Regions from separate parts of the Homo sapiens genome. Here all the other regions are linked to region 1. Evidence: chromatin loops called from intact Hi-C (ENCODE). Cell type or tissue: heart right ventricle. All regions are shown on one strand.

Region 1 (8,000 bases):
CTGGCCACAGCTCATGTGCGTATGTCTGTGTTTAGAAGCCTCCTGCAACTCTCTTCTTGAGAGGTCTTGGCATCTTCTAGCATTCACCACTGGTGCACGAGACCTGAAGAAGTTGAGCTTTTCTAAACATCTTGGCATCAAGGTACCTCCTGGACGTTCCCTCGTGGTTTTACTGTCGCAGATCTGAAGAATAACTGTCTCAGGCAGCCACTGAGTCACTCTGAGAACAGCACTTAGCAGAGTTGATATTCTCCTCATTTGCATGATTATTTATTATTTTTTGCCCATGCCAGAATGCCAGTTCTCAGAGGGTGGTGGCCTTGTCTCATGTATTCTTCCAGAAGAGGTCCTGGCACATGGTGGACGCTCAATCAATATTAGTTGAATGAATTATGAATTCCATAGACCCTGCCTTTCAACCAAGAGGAGAAGAAAAATCTTGCAAGACGTTTGAGAGATGTGAATTTTTCATGGGGTTGCTTTATTTAAGGGTAAATAATTCAGAAGAGGTACCAGCCTCCTGACAAATGTGACTCTGGAAGGTCCCTTGGAGGGTCGCATCATTGGCTGTCATGAATGTGGATCTCTGGGATCCACAAGCAGAAAGGAGAAGCAGAGATGAGGTGGGCGGAGCAGGAGGCGTGGAGATGGAGCACGATGGGGACAGGGAGGAGGTAGGGAGATGTAGATTGAGAAAATGTGTCAGCCTCCTGGGCTACAGAGTTCATATCTTTAAAAAGTTAATATCTTCAAAGTTAATAAAATATTTTTTAAAGAGACCACCCCAACTTATTTTATTTTCAGATTATACATTAATGCAAACTCATCATAAAAGTAAAGCAGAATTCAAGTACAGAAGAAAATCAGCATGAATCTCACCACTCTGTCAGTTCACTTTGTGAACATTTTGCTAAGTTTCTTCTTCTTTTTTTTTTTCCCTCTACACACTCATACTTCTCTTGTTTTGGTTTGAAATATTTGATTACATAATGTGTACCAGTTTTGCACCTTGCTATTTTCACTAAATGCCATTAAAAGTTCTTTTTTTGTCCACTTAGTATTATCAAAAATGCTTTAAAACATCATTTTTAATGGCTACGTAATGTTCCATTTTATGGCTACATCATAAACCCTGTTGCACAGTTTGTTTTCAGGTTTTCTTTTTTTATATAATTATAGGTGAGTTAGTGACAAACATCTTTGTGAATGAATTACTGCCCTCGCTGTTTGATTATTTCATTCAGGTGAGTTGGAGAAGTGAAATTACAGGGCCCGAGCATAGGAATTTTTTTACAGACCTTGAAGGATGGTGCTGGATTGCTTTTCAGAGTCTTTGTACCAATTTACATGGAGTATTTCTATTTTGGGGACCTCCTCCTGGAACAGGGAAAGATTTTCTAGCTCTAGAGAGAGAATGACCTGTAGTAAGATTTGGATCAGAATTTCACGCTTTGTAAATCATTGATTTTAGATTTCTCCCACTTTCTGTATTTATTTACCTTCTATTCTCTTGCAGTAATTTTAGAAATGGCATTGGGAAAATTCCAGACTGTTTCCATGGTACTCAGAGCAGACAGCAAAGGGAGGTTTGGTCCATGCTTTGGATAGAGCTGCCAAGAATGGGGGACCGTGTCCTGTAGTGGGGTGGGGCGGGGAAGGGGTCCAACCTATGATGGCAAAAGGAGACCAAATGAGATGCTTCGTGGGAAAGGTGACACATGGGGTTGTAGTGATGGTGATGAGGAGTGGAGATTTGAGCTGATCCTAAATTTTGGAGGTTCTCATTTTGGTTTTAACAAAAGTAGGGTTTCTTGATAGCAGGCTGGACTGGATCAGTGATTTTCAAATTTTCCTTCCTCCTCCTGGAACTTTTGGATTCTATGGTGGTGCTTGAGTTAAGTAAATGATTTTAAGGTCATCTGCACCTAATTTAAAACTGTGTTAGTAGTGGTAATAAATATCAACACATACACATATAAATGTATATAGAATGTCATATTTTAACACCACGTGGACCTGAAGGTAGACACGTACTAACTGGTTTTAGAGCAGACTTTGAATGAAGCATCTCTCTCTTGAATTGAGGAGGGCTCTGAGGCTGGAAGGGCAGTGTGATTTGAACAGCTGCAGCAGCAGCAACATTGTCCATCAAACCAAGATAGACTTCTATCTTGGGGAAAGTGAATCAGAAACTCTATGTTACAGAGTAAACAAAACAGAATATACAGCCCGGATGCTCAAGCAGATCGAAAACTGCAAATGCCCTGTTTAACTCTCAGCTTTAATCTGGTCACAACAGCACCCATGTTCTCTTTGCTAGACTTTATTATATATATGCAGATAGATACCAATCATTTTTGACTGTTATATGTACAGCGGGTCCATTTTCATTTGAAAGAGAGTTCCTCTGAGGACCCTTTCTAACACTAACATTTTCTGATCAACAGGCCGACTTTATCATCCCATTTGATGGATGGATAAGTTGAGGCATTAAGTAAAGTCCTGCAGAGAGCTAGCTTTGCAGTTTAGTCTCTGTCAGATTTTGAGCAAGTTAGTTTAGTTCCCTGAGCCTCAGTGTTCTCATTTCTAAAATGGGAATAATAGTGTCCACTCTGCAGTGCCATTATGAGGGTGGAAATGAAACCCAATCTTTTCCTTTGCTCAGTGGCTAGGCTTTGGGAATGAGCATCTAATTCACATTTGCCAAATGCCGACTCCTCCCTCTTGTCCATGCTGGCCTCATTCTTGCCGTGACTCTATTTAATGTACTCTGGTAAGTTTTAGGCGTAGAAGAGGAAAGAAATATATGTATTGCCTACATACCTATTGGAACTTGGGATCCTTTAAAACATGCAGTCTTATTACAGTGATTCTTCTGTAATAGCAGTATTTATTTTCTGGTCTGGGGAACAAAAGCCTTCTTTTCCTTTCTTCGATTAAGAAATTAAAATCCAGTAGCATAGAATCTCTTAGAATCATTTCTTGTATTGCTTCCTAACTTGACCTTAACATTCTGTGTGACCTTTCGAGGCCCTTTTTACCTCTCTCAACCTCTGCTTCCTGTAAAATGAGGTGGTTGGGTCAGGTGACATTAACGGTCCTTACAGCTTTTCAGTTTTTAAATTCTACGAAGACTTAGGAGTAAAACCTTGAAGCGTTAAGTTTCTTTTCTGCGGGGGGGGAGAAAAATTACTGTTCTTTTAAATTGGCCACGTGGGGTCGCTAGTGATCTAAGAGACTGGTTCGCGAAGGTGGTACTGTAAATGTGTGGTGCTTCAGCGAACAGATTCTGGGGGTGGTTTATGAAATTTTCTTTTTGTCTCTCCCTTCAGCTCCAAAATTCACTCGAAGACTTGATCACATCATTAGTGTTGAGAGAATCATAAGCAGCTGCCAGAGATTGTGTTCAGAGCCAGACCGTGGTATCTCATGCCCACCTCAAAAGAAAAGAAAAAGGAAAAAATCATGGTAATCCTGGGGTGCAACTGGCTCTCCTTTTAGACTCTAACTCAAGCTGCTACATAATGTGGTCTTGCAATTCCTTGGCTTGAGAAGTAGGTCCTGCAAAGTTAAACTGGATGGCATAAAACATGCCTTAGTGATGGAGTCAACCTTTGTCTGGAAGAATCTGGAGTTACCAAAGGCAGAAGCATGGCAAAATTCTCACTGAAGAGCTGATGAGTGTCTCTCTTGGCAATTTTCCTGGTGGGCTTTGCTGATGGTTGAGGTGGGGTGGGGTGGGTGGCAGCAAGCTTGAATGACTGTAGAAATCAGGGAGGGTTCATTAAACAAAAAGTAAATAAAATAAAACAAAAATCTGGAAAGCTCATGTATCTTCCCACACCAGGGACAGGGTACCCACAGCATGCTCGGCACAGACCAGACCCTTTATGGAAAGTCAGCTGAACCTTGCCCTCGGCGTGCAAGGAAAAAAAATGTCTTTTCTGCCAGAAGTGTTGTATAAACATCCTTTTCCTACGATCCTGGATCCTGATCCTCTAGCTCCAGGACCCAGAGGAGCGTGGGGAAAGTATCTTAATGTAGACAGATTTCGAACTCCTGCTGTCCCTTTTCAGATCGTAAATTACCGTTAATGCTGTTTATACTCTTCCCCCTTCCTCTCTTAATAGTTTTAGAAACAGTAATTGACAACAAAATAGAGCCGCAAAGGGTGTAAGGGAGCCCTGCTTGGCTGGCTGAGAAGCAGCCAACTAAGTATCTGTTCATCATGTACGTCTCTGCAACAGAAGTAAAAGATTTACCCACACAGGTGCCCTTCCTTGCTTTCCTTTCGTCATTTTGCTGTGATGGAGCAGGGTACATCTCAATTTCAATTAACTGGAAAGAGAAAAGTTGCGTGTGTTTGCGTGCTTTTTGTCCACCCTGCTCCCTGTACGGGAGGCTGTACAAAGCTGGTGTGGGCTATGGAGCCTGGGGAGGAAGCTGCTCAGAAGTGGATCCCAGGATCTCTGTGGTTCTCTCTGCCCGGGTGTTGTCTTGTTTTGGGGTGCACGGTCCTCGGAAGCAGTTTCCTAAGACAATTCCAGCATGAGGAATATGCCCAGGCTTGAAGTTGGTGAGAGCTGGATTTAAATCCTAGATCAACCCACTTATTTAGCTGTCAACTTAACCTCTTAGAGTCTCAGTGTTCTCCTCTGTAAAATGGGGATAATACAGGTTGAATACCCCTCATCCAAAAATCCAAAACCCGAAATGCTTCAAAATGCAAAACTTTTGGATTTCACATCCAAACTTTTGCCATTGAATGCTGACACAATGTTCAAAGGAAATACCCATTGGAACATTTCAGATTTTGGATTCTCGGAGTAAAGATGCTGAACGCATAAGTATAATGCAAGTATTCCAAAATTAGAAAAAATATCTGAATTCCAAAATACTTCTGGTCCCAAGCATTTTGGATAAGGGATACTCAACCTGTAACAATATTCCCCTAAGGGAGTGGTTTGGAAGATTAAATAAAGCTGTGTTTGTAGAAAAAGTGACTGAGGCCTAGCAAGACATCCATGAATGCCTTTTCTTTTTTCAAAACCTCTTGACTTGTGCTGTCCAAGGTGGTAGTCACATGGGGCTATTGAGCACTTGAAGTCTGGCTACTTGAAACTGACAAGTTCTGTAAGTAGAGAATACACACCAGATATCAAAGACTTAGTAGAGAAAGAAAATAATGCAAAACATCTCATTAATAATGTTTTATACTGATTACATACTGAAATTTTAATACATTGCAAATATTGGATAAAATATATTCTAAAAGTTAATTTTACCTTTTTTAACTTTAAAAAATGTGGCCACTAGAAAATTCAGAATTGGATATGTAGCTTGTATTTGTGGCTCACATTATGTTTCTCTTGGGCTGTGCTTCTGTAGTTTCTCTTTTACTCACCTTCTATTCAAATTCTTTCCTTCTCTTAAGGCCTAGCTCAAGCTTTGCTGTCTTTTTGGGTCCTTTGGGTCAATCTCTCCCTTCCCTAAAATCTCCTAGGGGTTTTGTCATGGAGAGACAGTCACATAATGTGTATTTGTGGGCTGAATTTAAGCAGGAAAAACATATAAAGTGTTTAGCCCAGTGTCTGGCACATCACAAACAAAATAGTATGATTCATTTTTTTTTTTTTTGAGATTACCATTGGAGTCTGGCTACCTAGTTCAGAGCCGGTTTTTTTGCTGCCTTGCATCCTTCTCATGTGTTTAGTCTCTCTTCCTTGTGTGTTTAGTCTTGTTGAATATGCCTGTGAGGACAGAGAACCCGTCTATTTTTCCTGGGTTTGTTCTTAACCCACGAGGCAGCTCTAGCACAATGGATTCTCCCCTATGATTATTCACGGACAAAGCCAGCGCCTGTTGACTAAGCTGTCATCTTGGAGTCATTTGCCATTCTTTCCATTCTTTCCTTCATTCCACAGGTATTTGTTCTTCTTGGGATGCTTTTTCACCACTCTTTTCTTCATTGAGCTAACTCTTTTGCATCCTGAAAACAGTAATCGAGGTCAACATGTATAGCACTCACTATATATTCACCCTATTCTAAGTAGTTTATGTATATGAATAAAGTTCATCCTCACAACTGCCCTGTAGGGCGAGTATTGTCATTTAACTCATCCTTCAGATGAGGAACCTGAAACACAGAAATTAAGTAACTCATCCAAGGCCACACAGCTAGTGAGAGGTGGGGGCTGGATTCAAATCCAGTACTACAGTCCCAGAAACCATAGTACTCTGAATCACCAGGCTCGAAGTCATCGTCACCAGAAGCCCTTCTGGAACACTGCTCCTAAATTTTCAACATACCACTTGGCCCTTCCATCACACCCAGCCCCATGTGAGTATCTGTCATAGGCCTTATCCCATATGATTACAATCCCTGGTTTCCTCTTCAGTTCCCCTCATTGCCCTGTGATCTCCCTGAGGATCTCAGTGAATCCCGGTGAAAGAAGGAACATGGCTTTAGGCTGCAGGGGACAGATTCTCCCAGAATCCAAAGACATGAGACTTAAAGAAGGTCTTCCTCTTTCATGTCATCAAACTGTTCATTTTTTTCCATACCTCTTTTAGCAATCTGTAACCGTCTTGTTTGTTTTCATTTACTTGATTTAAAAATAAAATAAAATAAAAAAAAACTTTTCCTTCCCCCAAGAATGAAGGCAGAGAATTTATCTGTCTTGTTTGCTGCTTTACTTCAGTGCCCGGCACAGAATGTATATTCAGTAAATATGTGTCAGGTGAGTAAATGAATGAATGAATTTATTGTGTTTCTGTTATGGGCCAGGTACTGTGTAGACACCATGGTTCTTGCCTTCACAAGGTTAACAAGTTTATGGAGGGTGATGGGGAAGATGGCAAGAGGCAGTAACTATATAGAAATGGAGAAAGAACAGGGAGCTTGGCTTCTCATTGAGCTCCTTTCTGTCCATTGATGGCAGTTGATGGATTTGCATGAGAAGAAGAGAGAATTCACAGAACTAGCGTTATTTTACTTTCTGTCTTTACAGAGGTATATTTGGCTGTTTTGTGAGACATTCTGGGAAGAAAAAACAAACAAACAAAAGAACAGGGAGTTTGGAGAACCAAAAAGAAGAAGGATTTAGCATTGGGTGAGGGGAAGTCCAGAAAGGGTTTCTGCAGAAAGTGACAACTAAGAGACCTGAAACATAGTTGGGAGATGACCAAGCAGAAGACAAAGGAAAGAGCTGAGTAAGGAAGGAGAAGAGAGATGTTTCAGATAGAGGGAAGGAGAGGTAGGAAAGGCCTGGCAATCTGGTTATTTTCAGGCCTCTTGGGTGCAAATGGTAGAAGGGAGGAGCTTCATGAATTTTGAGCACCTTGATGTCCAAGCCATGGCAGAATTGGACTTCCCTTCATGTATTCCTTTTTCCACCCCCCACCAGCTGTCTTTGTTGCCTTCATTGTTCCCAAAGCCTCCTTTTCATCCTTGTTTATTCCTGGCTGGAATAGGTTCAGTGGAACCATATTCCTCCGACAGTTTGCATTGCTTCACTTGCTCAGGAGCCGGTAGCACTGCCAGCTGCCTCTGGGACCGGAATTTCTTACATTTATCTCATGAGCTATACTTTTCTGTCTATTTTTGCATGTTATCCTTTGATCCTCGCAGCAACTGTGTGAGTTCTCTCAATTCTTAGCCTAAACCTAAAACGTGTCTATTCTCAGCCTCTTACTCCCATTCCACTGCGATTCTCTTAAGTGTACTACTCTTCCTTCCTCTTCCCTACACAGATGCTTGAATCTGCCAAGAAATTTGCTTCCCTTTCTCTCTCTATGTATATCATTTAAGAACCCCTAAGCCAAAAACACACCATCTGATGAATACTTAGAGAGGCCAGTAGGGTACAGTATTTATACTCAGATCTATACTTTTGATCTGTTCTGGGAGGTCAAAGATATTTGGTCTTAGATTTCATACTTTGTGTGTTTCCTTTGTTTTTGAGACTGTCTAGGTCTATTCTGTCTTTGGACAGCTTGGA
Region 2 (8,000 bases), 160 kb after region 1:
AGAATTTTAGACTTGTCTTTGGAAGTGCAGTACTTGTTATAAAATTTTCTTAACCTGTCTCCCACCCACATCTTCGACAATTTAACAAATTCCCTTTAAATAGGCTGCCATTTTGCACTGTTGCCATCTACTTGTCAAGTTTTAAGCTACTCTTTTGCATAAGATGATGTTAATGAGCAGGGAAATCCCATTACTTAAATTTAGTGAAACTTTAGCTCACTCAAGGGGCCTCTTTGGTAAGTTTTTCTCTTTAAGAGATGATGTGAAAATGTCTATTTAAAATAAGGTTAAGAGCATTACTGCAGTAATTTTTACTTTTAAAAACGGGTACCTTTGGAAACACATTTATATCAAGAATGTTCAAGAATTGCAGAAAACAGCTGCACACAATCTTGACAAAAATAGCTTTAGCTTTCTATAATTTTTGCACTGTTTAAGGACTGCACTAAAGGAATTTGAAATCAAGATGATTGACATTATGCTTTTCTTTAATGCTGCAGACATGGGCTTTAAAAAAAAAAGTACTCTGCACGCAAAACCTAATTGCTCTCTGCTTCTGCAAAGGGTTCCCTTCAATATAATTGCATTTTCCTGATATAACTGATTAAAATAAATTAAATGAGCCACTCACTTATTCTTCCAGTTTGCAAACTTTGAAATTTTTAACAGGGTTTTTATACAGGCATACATTGTGCAACTCTACAAACTATTTAGTAAAGTGTATTATAAGTACACTTTTGAAAACCTAGATAACAAGTTCTTAATAAAAAGAAAAGATGACACAATGTCTAGCCCAGGGGCCATCAAGTAAATCTCTTCTGATGCCTTTTCAAGACAGCCGGTTCTTACCAGCTTTGTCTAGGCCCTCTGTAAGATGGGAGCTGCCTTCGGTGAAATTTATATTTCTTCTGATTTGTTTGCATCACCATTTGGTAAATGTTGATGAAGGAGAGGCAAAGTTCTTGGGCTGGGCTTCCATTTCCATGTTCTTTCATGATCCTTAGCTTTACTATTAAAAAAAAAAGTATCTGTATCTATAGTATGTGTGTATATTACATTATTAATTATATTATGTATATGTGTATGTTTTACAAAGATGGGCTTGTTTCAAGACTTTTTATAAGTCCCAACTAAGCTTTCTTGTGATTTATGCATTTATGAACACATGTATTATTTTAGTGGTAAATCGATGTCATTTACACTACAGAAAATATATCAGAGTTTATAAATATGTTGCAAAATAATAGCTACTTGGCTTAAAGTAACTTATTGAGTATGTGGCAGTTGTTAAAAGAAAGAGTTCATGCATTGATCAATGGAACGACTGCAGAGTGACCATAAACCAAAATGGGAAGGGAGAATAGAAAGAATAGAAATCGTGGTAGAAGACAGAGTGGCAGACGAAATATTGGAAATAATCTACTCATTTTCAGTTTTCTTTCTAAATAACATCATATCTCACTGTGTCTTTTGTCACCAGGTGTTATAAACCTTAAATATGTGTGTGTGTGTGTTTTTTTTTTTCTCTGAGAAATTTTGAGGGAGTTAAGGAGACCGAGCTCCTCAAGTCTTTAAACATTCTGGTCAGGTTTCCTCCAGGGGCTTGCTGCTGGAAGAATGTCTTATGGGTAAATTTCCACTCTCAGCAGGGAGTGTTTTGCATGAACTGACTCCCAGGAGAATATGTTATTTTATTCCATACAACAAAGCCCAGGCAGTGACTCATATTAAACTGACCAGGATGGGGGAGGGGAAACATTGACCTGGAGGGAGTTGAGGGGAGGGTAGAGGACACAATTTACTTTCTAAAAACTGACTACAGCTCTCTGGGAAATGAAAAAGCTCTGAGGTTTCTGTGTTTCCTTGTGATGTCTTTGTATAAAAAGTATTTGCAATGTGTCATAAGGATTTTCTAAGACAAAATGAAGATTCTCAGTCAAGGGAAGAAAACCCAAGACTTTCTTAGACAAAAAGTAAGGAAACTGTCTTTCTCACCTACAGTTGTTAGTTATAATATCAGCTATAATTGATAGGATGGATATGGCTAATTTAATAAAGCCAGTTACTGCTCAGCACAAGAAACAAGACTCATAAAGATACTGATTTTAAAGGAAAGCCATTTCTTGCCTGGATTTGCATGTTTCAATGCGACACAACGTAAACATGGATTCTTCTCACAATAGCTAAAACAACTTGAATCTCAAATACCTTTCCTTTTTAAAAAGGTTAGAGACTCACCAACTGTTACTGCCCTGATGTTTTCTATTGTTAGAGGGCTGCTTCTTGATAAAATGATACAGCTGTGCAATTCGATCCTTTTAATTATCTTTTTTATTATTACAACATGCACCAGGGTCCTAAACTTCTGAGGATTTATTGATAAGGGCGTCTTCCACTTGTACTGCCCCATTTTATTGCTGTTTTTATAATGGTTTCTAACTAATAAAATGTTATCTTATTCATTTTGTTTATGTGTAATAAATCAGAAGCCTTTCCCCTTCTTCGGCTAGGCAGATATGGGTGTGCATGGGTAGGGGAGATTGTCTCAATATGTTAAACCAATGATGTGTTTTGCATACAAATAGAAACTAGTACAAGAGCATTTCATTAAGGAAAGTATCGCTGTTTCTGCATGACCTAGGGAAAATTAATATTCTAAATACAAAATCATGTGACTTGGGGTTTTGCCTCTTTCCAGCAATCAAAGCCGTGAAAAGCTGTCTGGAATAAAGCTTAGGTTTCTTCTTCATTCCTATGAGCCATATTATTTCCTTGTTGAAGAAAAGATACAATGGAAAAAATAGTGTGTGCAGTTTTTAGGCAGCTTTATATTCTGGATGTTATATTCATTCAACAGATATTTATTAAACCCTTGAGATGTGTCAGACACTGTGGTAGGTACAGGAGTGAACAAGAGACATGGTTCCTGCCCCCAGACAGCTTATATTTTTATGGGGGGAAACAGATACCAAACAAATGATTATGTCAATGAATATGTAATTTCAATTGTGATAAGGGTTGGGAAGGAAAAGCTCAAGAAATTGAGACAGTATATTGCATTAGGATTCATTCACTCATTCAGATGACTTTTCATTTTCTTGCTTTATTCAAAGACAAGGAAGGCACCACTGCAGCCTGGTGAGGGAGGCTTGCCCTTGCAGACTGTCTCCTGGGGGCCCCTGAGACACTGGGTAGCAGTTCACCCAAAGGAGTAGGCAGGACGTGGTGCTGAGAGGAGGAGCTGCCATGTTATCTGAGAGCTGAAAAGTTTTCCGGGCACAAGACCACATGGGCAAAGGCAAGGGGAAGGGCAGGGCATGCTTTCAGAGGAGAGTGAATAGTTCTAGGAAACCAGGGGAGGAGACCTGCAAGGTTTGGAAGTAAGCCTGGAAAATCAGGCTGAAGGCAAGTGGTGAAGAACGTTGTGTGCTTTGCTGACGCATTCAGACTTCATTCTGAGAGCTGCGGGGGCCTGTAGGAATTTAAAGAGGGAGGTCATAGTGGACATATTCAGTTACCGATAGAGCATCCATCTGTCCATTTCCCCTTCCTGAGAGTAGTTCCACTTATTTTCAGGTAGCTACCCATCTCCCAATAGCCCATATGCTCCAGGGGAAGTTGAACCAACCTCCAGCTGCAGGGCTTGACCCTATTAAGAATCATCAGAACCCTCTTAATACTATTTAATAGCCCTCTTAATACTTCTCTGGACCTGATTGGACTGGCCATTTTGGCCGAGGCCAATCAGCTCATGACTTCACTTTGGCTACAGGACCCAATTTAGGAATAAGTATATGACCAATTCCTGGCAGTTAGATGCAAAGGGGGGATCTGTGGGAAAATTCTGGGAAAGCAATTTCTTTTCTCTTAACAGAGCCATTGAACAAGATGCCTTTTCTTCTTATGAAAGCCAAGGGGTACAGATGTGGAGCCCAGATTGCTATAGCCAGCATGCTGTCTGGTTGCCGACCTCAAGCTGAAGCTCTCACCCCCAGTAAAGTACAGTCTGCATGGTTTTGTATGCCCCTTACTCACATGTGATCCTAGGTAGGATACACAGTGGAGATTAATCATTGTAAGTACCTCACAGGAGGTTTGGCAGGGTGCGTGGCTCATAGTAAGTGCATAATAAATGTTAATTATTTTTATTCATTTATTAAATACTTACTGAGAGTCTGCTATGTCCAGGCACCATGCTAAGTACTAAGGATAGACAGTAAGCAAGAAAGACACAATCCTTGCCCTCAGGGTATGACTTATCTTTTATTTGTCACTTGCAGGGATTTTGTCATTCTCCATATTGCAGTTAGTGACCGATGTGTACTTTACTCATGTTTATATCCACCCATGGTGCTTAAGATGGTGGCTTATAGGTGGTGGAAACTCACTGAATGTCTACTGAAAGGAAATGCCAAAATAAACATGCATCATATGCCTTGTAAGTGCAAACCCTGAGCCAACCCACAGTGGCAATACTCATGGAGAGACTGTGTAGTTCAGTGGTTAGAGGAACTGGTGTTTGTTTCAGAAAGGCTTTCCTTTAAATTCTGGCTCTGATGCTCAATAGCTCTGTGACCCTGAGCATGTTACTCTTTCCTTGTCCTTAATATGATAATACCTGTCTCATTAGGGGTGCTATGAGGGATTAAATGAGATGGAAATTATATATATTATATACTATACATAGTGTATTGCCTAGAAGTACGCAATATATTATATATTGCACATAGTGCATTGCCTGGAAGAAAGTCACCTCAATAAATTACAGTTCTTTGTTATTTGGGTATTTCACTGACATGAAATATTCACTTTGTATTCATTTGGGTATTTTATTTTAACAAACTTTAGTCATTTTGATTCCCCAGCTTCTGGATACTTTCCTATTTGAGCAGAAGCCCAAGGAGGGGGCAAGTATTTCCTGTCTCTACTGGCTAACAGCTAGATCCAGGGCCAAAACTTGAGTGTGAGTAAGAAGAAGCTTCTGTCTAGGACTTTGAATAATGAGAGAATGATGTGAAGAGACATTATCCATGGCATCTGTGCTGGACTCAGGAGATCACTGGTGTAGAGTGAATGTCCAGGGCAAATGAGTCTAGCAGCATGGAATGGGTTGGGAGGGAGCACATGGCCGGTAGTGATGGGGCAGGATCCTGGCTCTGCTCACAGACTCTTGAGCCTAGTTCCTCTGCCTTCAGATCCATTCCTTGAACATCCCAACACCATTTATTCATTCCCTTCCTGTGTAAATCAACCAGAGTTGCTTTCTGTTGTTTGCCACCAATGACCTTAGTTGCATTTGTGATTGCATAAATGCATCTAACATTTGCATTCTATGAAATGTGAGAACTTCTAAACCAGAAATTCAAATTTTGTACTTTTATGGCATTAATGGAATACCTCATGAGTTACTGAAGGTTATTTGTGTTATTAAAAAGTAAACTTGAAAAAAAATCAATATGAAATCTTCTCACTAAACCATTAAAAGCCAGATACCCAGCAGTGAGGCTACCATATAGAAATAACCTTATTTTATATTTCTTGAGCTTGGCTAAAATCCAGACATGACGCTGCTCAGATAATGTTATTTTCAATGTGTCATCTTATTCGTGGCAATCTTCACTGTATGTGTAACTCAAGAAAATATTGACTACAAGCCAATCCATGGGCCAAAGCCTTAAATCTAAACTCTGTCCCAACTTTTTACTTTAGCTTACTTTTAACTTTTGAAATGTAGTCTTTGTAATAGGCATTGTCTCAGTTTTAGAGGAGGGGGTCTTCTGTCAACAATATTTAGATCAGTTGTAGTTAAAACTTTTTTTTTTCCTATCTGGAATGTGATTTTAATAGAAGATTCTATTTGAATAAACCCAGAGTCCAGAGGCTACATGGTTTTTATGCTACTGCTCTCAGGGAAGATTGGAGGCTTCCATTGCTCATCATCTCTTCTGTGATAAACAATATACAGAGCAAGATAGAAACAGTGATGAATTCATGGACAAAAACAAATTAAACAAATTTGAGACGAGAAAAAGGGGAATCATGGCAGACAAGGGGCAGGACTAGATTGCAGCTCTGACTCAGATGGACAGAGCAGTGTATGGAGGCTCGCATCATGAATTTTAGCTACAGAACGACTGCAGGAATAAACTAGGAAACCCGAGGGGGCCACAGACCCTCCGAAGGAAGCAGATTGCTCCTGCAGGACCCAGGAGATACCCCAAATATGCTGAGTGCCCAAACTGCAGGAGTGGGGAAGGGAGATTGTTTACCTCTAAACACACATCCCCACTGGGGAAACTGAAGGTCTAGATTACGGGAGAAGATTTTGGCTTTATCTGGAGCTCAGCCAATTTAGAGAGCCAAGCGAGGTACAGAAGTAGAGGAAGCAGTGGAAAAGGCCCTGTGAGCTCGCTGGGTCCCCAAGCTGGTCATTCCTACCTGGCTTCACAGGAATCCTTTGGGAGGGCTGCCAGAGGCACTGGGAAAAGGCCACAGGGAGAAGGAAATTTCCAGCTGAACATTGTAACAATTTGAACTGATCAAGAAGCCTCCTGGTCAGAACTTGGGGAAGGGTGTGAATCCAGTGTGCAGATTCCACTGACTGGGGAAGAAGGAAATCCATACTTGCTTTCGCAGCTGGGAGGCAGGTAGCCTGGGGCAAGTTCTTAGCCCTGCTCACCCACTGCCTGGAAACAGGATTGGTGCTGTTGGGAGTAAGACTGGCACTCTGGGTTGTACAGGAGCTGGGTGAGGTCTGTAACTGCTGGCTATCCCCCACTTCCCTGACAACCTGCATGACACAGTAGAGATAGCCACAGTCCTCCTAGGAACATAACTCTGTTGATCTGGGAACCTCACCCCCATCCCCTACAGCAGCTGCAGCAAGACCCACCCAAGGAGAGTGTGAGCTCAGACATGCCTAGGCCTGCCCCCACCCAATGGTCCTTTCGTACTCATCCTGGTAACTAAGACAAAGGGCATATACTCTTGGAAGTTCTAGGGCCCCACCCACCATGTTTTTCTCCATACTACCACAGCTGATGCTCTCTGGAAAACGCCACCTCCCGGCAGGAAGCCAATCAGCACAAAAATAGTGCATTAAACCACCAAAGCTAAGAACCCACACAGAGTCCATTTGACCACCCTGCCACCCACACTGGAACAGGTGCTGGTATCCATGGCTGAGAGACCCACAGATGGTTCACATCACAGGACTCTGTGCAGACAGCCCCCAGTAGTAGCCCAGAGCCTGGTAGACTCCCTGGGTGGCTAGATCCAGAAGAAAGATAACAATCACTACAGCTCAGCTCCCAGGAAGCACATTCATAGGAAAAGGGGGAGAGTACTACATCAAGGAACACCCCATGGGACAAAAGAATCTGAACAACAGCCTTCAGCCCTAGACCTTCCCTCTGACAGAGCCTACCCAAATGAGAAGGAACCAGAAAACCAACTCTGGTAATGTGACAAAACAGGGCTTTTAACCCCTCCCCCCACCCCAAAAAAATCACACTAGCTCACCAGCAGTGGATCCTAACCAAGAAAAAATCCCTGATTTACCTGAAAAAGAATTCAGGAGGTTAGTTATTAAGATAATCAGGGAGGCACCAGAGAAAGGTGAAGCCCAATGTAAAGAAATCAAGAAAATGATACGAGGTGAAGGGAGAAATATTCAATGAAATAGATAACATAAATAAAAAACAATCAAAACTTCAGGAAATAATGGACACACAGAAATGGAAAATGCTCTGGAAAGTCTCAGCAATAGAACTGAACAAGTAGAAGAAAGAAATTCATAGCTTAAAGACAAGGTCTTTGAATTAACCCAATCTAACAAAAACAAGGAAAAAAGAAAAAGAAAATGTGAACAAATCCTCCAAGAAATCTGGGATTATGTTAAATGACCAAACCTAGGAATAATTGGTGTTCCTGAGGAAGAAGAGAAATCTAAAAGTTTGGAAAACATATTTAGGGGAATAATTGAGGAAAACTTCCTTGGC
Region 3 (8,000 bases), 530 kb after region 1:
CTTCTCTCTCCTGGATTCTCAGGGTCCTATTGCTGCTTTCCAAGATCCTAAGTCATGTCCTCAGCTTTAGGCTTCCTCCAAGATGGACTTGATCCCATAGTTATCCAGTTGTGTGACCTGGAGCAAGTTACTTGAACTCACTTCTTTCCCTATAACATGATAGCTGGGAACTACTTCATATAATAATATTCACAATGCAGAGAAAGGACACATGGAAAGCCCTCAAAAAGTCATTTTGAGGGTCATATAGATTGAGGAATATTCATTTATATAAACACATTGAATTCTCACAATAACCCTGTGAACTAAGTGGCATCATTAATCCCATTTTTCAGCTAAGGAAACCAAAGCACAATTAAATAAAATAATTTGCCTAAGATTATACAGCTTTTTTTTTTTTTTTTTTCGAGACAGAGTCTTGCTCTGTCGCCCAGGCTGGAGTGCAGTGGCATGATCTTGGCTCACTGCAACCTCTGCCTTCTGGATTCAAGCAATTCTCCTGCCTCAGCCTCCCAAGTAGCTGGGGCTACAGGTGGATGTCACCATGCCTGGCTAATTTTTGTATTTTTAGTAGAGACAGGGTTTCACCATGTTGGCCAGGCTGGTCTCAAACTCCTGACCTTGTGATCCGCTCACCTCGGCCTCCTAAAATGCTGGGATTACAGGGGAGAGCCACCATGCCCAGCCTTGATTATACAGCTCTTAAGTAGTGATGGTCATAGGTGAGCAGGGAGTCTGGCTCACGGGATAAAGTTATTAACCACGAAGCTCAGAGCCTCTCTAATAAATGTTAGCTATTATTATTATCATTCCTAACTATTCTAGAGAACCCTAGGACCCGAGAATGTAACAGCTATTCAGTTCTTTAGTCATATTAATTTGGGAATACTCAAAATGTCTCAGCATATTAAAGCATTTGAGAAGTCAGATAGTAAAGACATCATTTATTTTTTTTAAGTAGACTTTTTACTTTAGAATGCTTTTAGATTTACATAAGAATTGCAATGACGGTAGAGAGAATTCTCATGTATGCTGTGCCCATTTTCCCCAGCTGTCAAGATCTTACGTTAGTATGATCTTAGTCTGATCTTAGTATGATCCTTAGTTTGTCAAAACTAATGAACCAATATTAATACATTACAGTTGACCCTTGAACAATGGGTTTGAACTGCATGGGTTTACTTACACCTGCATTTTTTTCAGCCAAAGGCGGATCAAAAATACGCATGTGTGAGATGAAAAGCCCTCATACAGGGCGGGCTGACCTTTTCGTCTATGTGGTTCCTCAGGGTTGACTGCAGGACTTGAGGATTTTGGTCAATGCAGGGGTCCTGAAACCAATTCTCTGCATATACCAAGGAACCACTGTATTATTAGCTAAACTCCACACTTTATTCAGATTTCTTCAGTTTTTTCATAATATTTTCAGGCTTCCCTGCACAATACCACGTTGCATTTGGTCATCATGTCTCTATAGGGTCTTTTTGCTTGGAACAATTTCTCAGACTTTTCTTATGTTTGTTAACCATGAATGTTTTAAGAAGTGCTGGTTAGGTATTTGGCAGAATGTCCCTCCCTTTGGGCGTGTCTGCTGTTCTTCTCATGATTAGACAGGGGTGATGGGTTTTGGGGACAAAGACTACCAAAGTACAGTGCCATTCTCATCACATCCTATGAAAGGCACATGTTACCAACATGGCTTATTAGTGACGATGTTAAGCTTGATCACCTGGCTGACTTAGTATTTGTCAGGTTTCTCCACCACATGATTACTCTTTTTTCATGTTTCCTTACCATACTCTTTGGAAGGAAGTCACTAAGCCCAAGCCCAAGCTTAAGGGGTAGGGAGGCTCCATCTCCTTGCAAGGGGGGTGTCTACATAAATCACTTGTGATTCTTCTGCATGGGAAATGTGTCTCATCTCTTCCATTTATTTATTCAACCATGTATGTATATCAGCATGGATTCATGGATGTCAGTATTGTACATTGAGTTATAATCCAGTACTATGTTATTTATCTTGTTATTCAAATTTTTCCACTTTTGGTCACTCATTGCTACTGAGGTGTTGTTGCTTTCAGACTCTCTCAGCAGTGAGAGTTTAGAAACATATGTGTGTATACTAATGCCATTTAATGTTTTGTTTTGTTTTGTTTGAGACAGAGTGCTCACTTTGTTGCCCAGGCTGGAGTGCAGGGGCACGATCTTGGCTCACTGCAACCTTCGTCTTCTTGGCCCAAGGAATCCTCCCACCTTAACCTCCCCAGTAGCTAGGACCACACGACACCACCATGACGGGCTAATTTTTTTTTTGTAGAGATGGGATTTCACCATGTTGCCCAGACTGGTCTCACACTCCTGGACTCAAGAGATCTGCCCACCTCAGCCTCCCAAAGTGCTGGGATTATAGGCGTGAACCACCGCGCCGGCTCATTTAATGTTTATAAGCAAATGTTTCCCAAATTTCTTTGACTTCGGGGACCTCCTTCCCTCTCAGTACCCCAAACATTGGTTAACACACCTCAGAAGGTTAATATTCCATGGGATCCAATTTGCTAAGTGGGACTATAGCAATAGCATTTGTCTATCTCAATTTTAACAATAGAAAGTATTAGTAACAGTAGCTACAATTATAATAGGTACCGTTTAGCGACTATCTATTATGTACTGGTCCTACAGGTTAAGGTGGTGGGGGAGACTCCTGAGTCCTCATTCTCAAGGGATTCGGAGTCTAGTGAAAGACAAACAAATTACAGATCAGTGTCATAAGTGATTTGCTGGAGATAAAGGCCTCCATTCATGGTATTGTTCATGCCTGAATAACTGCCTGTCTTTCTGCCTTCCTCTTTCCTCTCTCTGGTGCATTACCCAAGGTGAGCTAGAGTGAACCACCTCAAATGCTGTTAAGGAAGTATCTCTCTCCTTTGGAAACCCTTCAAGGGTTTCCTGTTGACCTCAAGATAAAGCCCAGCAGGACTAGGACTAGAGGGAGACCAGCAAGACACCTCAGGACAAATGTTAGGAAGGGCTTGCTCAGATGCAACCTTGCACTTGCACGTTCCTGGCAGTGAGCGCATCCTTAGATTGTGCCCAGATTTCTTTTGGTGACTTACAAGGCCTTTTATGATTGGGTCTCTGTAATATGGACTCTTTAACTGCCGTCTCCACCACAGGCTCTCTTTCTGCAGCCACATCTGACATGCTTCTCTTCCCCAGGCTCTCTCTTCACAGCAAGGTCCAGGTGTTTCTGGAAGAATCTTCTCCTCTTCATCTGACCAATTCCTACTCTTTCTGCCAGTCTTGGGTAAAGGTTATGTGCTCCGGGAAGATTTCCCTGTCCTCAACTCAGGCTCTCCATCGAGATCCTATTTTCAAGCATGTCTTCCCCGCTCCTAGCGCCCTCTACTGGCCTAGAGAGGCACTGATTCTATTGATTGTCTACTAGGTTGTGTCTTTCCTGCCTGGATTTTCGCTCACTGTTTAATTTCCACTGCCTGGCACGTGGCCATGAGTGCTCAATACTGTCAGGTTGAGTAAATGAACACATGATTGTATGTGGGAATGAACTCAGACTGAACATCAGGAAAGGCTTCCAGGAGCAGGTGATGCTTAAGTTAAATCAAAAAGGAAAGATGAAGCTTCAGTAAGGCTGAGAACTTTAATAATAGGTTGAACCCCATCCAAAATTGTCATTTATGTAAACAACAAATGGTTGAGTGTTCATAAGCATCAACCTAATAATAGGTAACATCATTGAATATTTAGTGTGTTATGCTCTTTAAATGTATCAATTTATTATTGATGCTATTAACCCCATGGGATAAATACTTCTATTATTTACATTTGAAAAATGAAGAGATTGAGGTACAGAGAAGGTGAGTAACAGACCCAAAGTCACACAGCTCAATAACAAAGCCAGAGCTCCAGCCTAGGTCATCCACTCTGGAACTCAGAACCCTTGGCCTGCATCATGAAAGCAAGGACAGGGAAGGTATAAGAAGATGAGACGTGCATTTTTCATAGAGATCTGTTGCACAGATTGAAGGTACAGTGATAGCTGAGGAGGAGCTGCAGTCATCTTGAGGTGGTCATCCTAATATCATTACATGGTTTCTTTTAGCCACCTGTTCCCTTAGCCAAGATACCCCCTGACTTCCACCTCCTGTCAACTAAGGCACCTTCAGGATATAGAATATAGCCTGGCATTTTAGGGGGTGTAAACCAAATCATCTCAGCTCTGCCCCAGGGTGTCAGCCCCATGCTGCCTAACCCATATATTTGAGCTGCTTGTTGTGGGCTTTAAGGTCGTTAGTAAGCTCCAAGAAGGCCCTGTTTTGATAAGAGAGAGCAGTGCTGTCCCCTTTGGGCACGGCCCTTCCCCTGGAAGGATGCAAACAGATTTTGAATATGTAATACTAACTGAAAGAGGCAGTATGGCTTAATGACCTTTAGCTGGTAAATCTAAGACATTACCGAGAGGGGTAGGAAAGGAGCTGCAGGTCCCAGATAAGTGCTTTAATTGCACCAATAACCCCATGTAGTTTTCCAAGGCCTCAGTTTCAATATCTGTAAAATGGGGATAGAGCCTGCCTGTCTCATTACATTCTGGTCCCTCTTAACTTTCATGTTCACTTATGGTTCTTACCACATCATGGTTCAGATTGATGTTCTATACAGCTGTGCTCCAAATACATTTTGGGTTTTATATTTCCTACCCCAGTGGAGTGACTTAGACTGCAGGGAGAGGTTACAAAGAGGAATCATTAAAAAGCCCTTAGTAATAATTGGTGAAATATTTACATGACAGATTTAGATTTATTCAGGTGATTTTATTCCTGAACAAAACACTGCTTTTTGTATGTATAAATGGCTGCTTAAAAGACAAAAACCCTTTAACATGAGAAAAAACACATCTTGGGTAAAGACCTGCACGATTAAAAATAAGAAGCTTCAAATGGCAACCTGGGAGCTGATGGTTTGACGGTTTGGGCTTCAGATGGAATTCCACCTATGGAACCCTCCAAACCTTTAAGTATAATTAAGCACAAAATACCACCTGAAGGAACACTGGAGATTAGACATAAACCCACAGAAGCCAGAAAATTCAGGTCACCAGCCTCATTCTGCCCTGGTTAGAGGGTGCTTTGATGCTGTTCTCTCCCTGGGGGTCAGGAGCTGCATATAATCTCCTAAACGATAAGGACCAAAAAAAGGGCACAAAAGCTTGAATTAAAGGCAACGCGTATACCAATTTTCAGCTGCTTCCCTTTTGTCAGCTGAAGGAAGCCTATAGATTCTATTTAGCACACTTAGAAATGAAGTTTCCTGATTTGGAAAATCAAACGTTTAAGCTGTACAAAGAAAATAGCCACCTTCAACCTCTACTTATATAACCTGAAATCCTGTACAATATACTCCAACCAAGGGGGTCCATTTCTTTGGGGCCCTGCTCCTTTTCTTTTGGGTTTGAAGAGGGCTTGGGATTGTTGAACTTGCTCAACATCACACAGCAAGAATGGAGCAGAGCTGGGATTTGAACCCCCAAATTGATGTTTATTTCTACAACAGTATGCTGAAAACATTTTGAAAAGTGCCTTTATAAAATGTATCATGATGTTCCTTCCTCCTTCCTCTTGTTAAAGCTTCCTGTAAGAATTTTCATAATTCCTGCCTGTAAGTCACTGAGCAAAAAGGACTGTTTAACTGCAGACAGGAGCCGAGGAGAGGCCAGGGACATGGATAACTGGGAGGAATGGCAGCTTTTCACATTTATCTGTCCAGATTGGCAGGGTAATGTCTATGGGCTCTTTGCTCTCCCCATAACCATGATGCATCTTTCGAAAAGGAAGAGAAGTTGCTCAGAAGGAGCAGTTAGATAATTGGTTGTGGAGAGGAGGACTTAGCAGACAGCAACAGGTATCAACTCTGTGACACTTTCATCTACATTAGAAGGTGAAATAGGTCTTAAAAAACTATCCTGTGTGATACAATTACATGGTGAGAGAAATAAAATCTCATGGCTGAGACTGAAGTCAGATCAAATTTAAAGCACAGGTAATTAAAGAGACAAATCAGTATCTATCTTATAGGCTTGTCATGAGGATTGAATATTTGTAAAACACTTTAAACACAGTCTGGCACACAGTAAGAATATAAGTATTCAGAAAGTAACATTTCATGGGTCGCCCTGTTGTCCAGACTAAAATATGAATCTAAGGATAGAGAGCTCATATTCCTATTACACAGTAAGTGCTCAACAAAGTTTAGTGGATAAAAAACTTAGGTTAACACTAATGATCTCACAATATGTGAAATCCTCAAATCCACACCCATTTTGTTTCTCATCAAGTGTGTACATGTTAGGGTATTGGAAGTATAAAACACTGCAAAATCAAGATTATGAGACTGTTCAACTCCTCTCCTTCAAAATTGAGAGTTTATCTACGTAAGTCACTAAAAACATTAAGGGGATCAGGAAGTATCACATAATAAAAAAATGTTTGGAGCTTCAAGCTTTCCCCATGTAAATAGGTACCACCATTTCACACAGCTCTCTGAAGTGCTCAAGTTGCTGAAATGAATGTACAGAAGTTATCTTGTTTCTGGAGATTATAGGTAAACATTTTATGATACCTGAAGGGTCAATTCGTAATCTTCAATAAAGTGCTGGTTTCTTCGTGCAAGCCTCCCAGCCTCCTTTACAAAATCAAAAACAAGAGAGGTACTACAGCAAATTACCTGATTAGCTATCTTTCAAAATTAAATTGGTTCTGATCTGGATGTTGTCAAAAAAAATATCTAAAGCCTGGGGAAGATTACAGTGTTTGTAAATCAAAAGCAGCTGCTTCTATTTGTAATGGCTGTCTTTCTTTTTTTTTTTTTTTTCTGAGCCAGAGTCTCGCTCTGTTGCCCGGGCTGGAGTGCTGAGGCATGACCTCAGCTCACTGCAACCTCCGCCTCCCCCGTTCAAGCAATTCTCCTGCCTCAGCCTCCCGAGTAGCTGGGATTACAGGTGCTCACGACCATGCCCAGCTAATATTTGTATTTTTAGTAGAGTCGGGGTTTCACCATGTTGGCCAGGCTGGTCTCGAACTCCTGACCTCATGATCCACCCACCTTGGCCTCTCAAAGTGCTGGGATTACAGGTGTGAGTCACCCCGCCCAGCCGTTTTTGTTGTTGTTGTTGTTGTTGTTTTGGTTTTGTAAGCCTGATTTGACAATCCCCTTTTAGGTTTGAGTTCACAACAAATATGAAAACTAAGCAAAGCATTAAAGCACAAAGAACAGGCTTTGTCATGGAAATCCTAAAATGCTCTTAGCTGTTGCAGGAGTGTGAGATGTTGGCTTGGGCATCAGTAGAGAAAGCTAACCTGGTAGTTGATAATGACAAGTAGTTATGTAAGTAGATTTTCTGAGCCAGGCAGTTGGGCTTTTCTAGAAAATAGAAGTTGCTGAGCAAAAAGGGTGTGAAGAAAGGGCCTGGTGTGCCTGTATGTATAGCTCTCATCCACACAGCCTAAGTCCTGGATTGCCTACTGAAGTCTCTACTCAGGATACCACAATTTAACAGTTTCACACATTGCTTTGGGTTTTAGGCAATTTTTTTTTCTTTCTGGTTCATACCTGAAAGTAACTTTTTGCAAGAGCATTAAACTTAACTCTGGGTTACCTGGAAGAAGAACTGGAAATCTCAGATGACTCACATTTCCTGTGCTGTAACTCCAGGATTTTCAAACATCTGACACTTTCATCCCGGTTATCGAGGAAATAATATGTTAGCTCCGTCAGACTGCTTTGAATGGTCATGCATTGCTTAACGACAAGGATACGTTCTGAAAAACGCATCCTTAGGTGATCTTGTTGTTATGCAAACGTCATGGAGTGTACGTACACAAACCTAGGTGGTATGTACATTTTTATTTATATATTTTTTTCCTATGGAAAACCAAATGTTCCAGCACTATTACTGAATATCAATCATTTCCTCTACTCATGCTGCA

The links. Hi-C counts contacts between places; a loop is a spot of excess contacts. Peaks named below come from ENCODE experiments on the same cell type or tissue, not always from the same donor. Only the 100,000 strongest peaks of a DNase experiment are listed, where the experiment ranks them.
Region 2: a loop joins it to region 1, with 4 times the contacts of the local background. A loop is called at or near these places in 26 of 110 quality-filtered maps.
Region 3: it touches region 1 in a loop (9-fold over the local background); 48 of 110 quality-filtered maps call a loop at or near these places.

The regions. Positions count from the first base shown.
Region 1 is chr4:17,319,786-17,327,785 of GRCh38, reverse strand. SNORA75B (small nucleolar RNA, H/ACA box 75B) reads left to right here and starts at 6,904; the gene lies at 6,904-7,040. In heart right ventricle, CTCF peaks have their summits at 3,026 and 3,229 (motif pointing right); a DNase peak (open chromatin) is centred at 3,230; H3K27ac peaks cover 693 bases.
Region 2 is chr4:17,162,473-17,170,472 of GRCh38, reverse strand. No RefSeq gene overlaps it. Among named protein-coding and RNA genes, the nearest start is that of LINC02493, 20 kb to the left of the region's middle. RefSeq lists an enhancer at 6,862-7,363. In heart right ventricle, no CTCF peak of the experiment used is centred here; a DNase peak (open chromatin) is centred at 3,275; H3K27ac peaks cover 3,112 bases.
Region 3 is chr4:16,790,442-16,798,441 of GRCh38, reverse strand. The region is part of intron 1 of LDB2 (LIM domain binding 2); the gene reads left to right. Among named protein-coding and RNA genes, the nearest start is that of LDB2, 100 kb to the left of the region's middle. In heart right ventricle, a CTCF peak has its summit at 3,406 (motif pointing left); a DNase peak (open chromatin) is centred at 3,431; H3K27ac peaks cover 1,622 bases.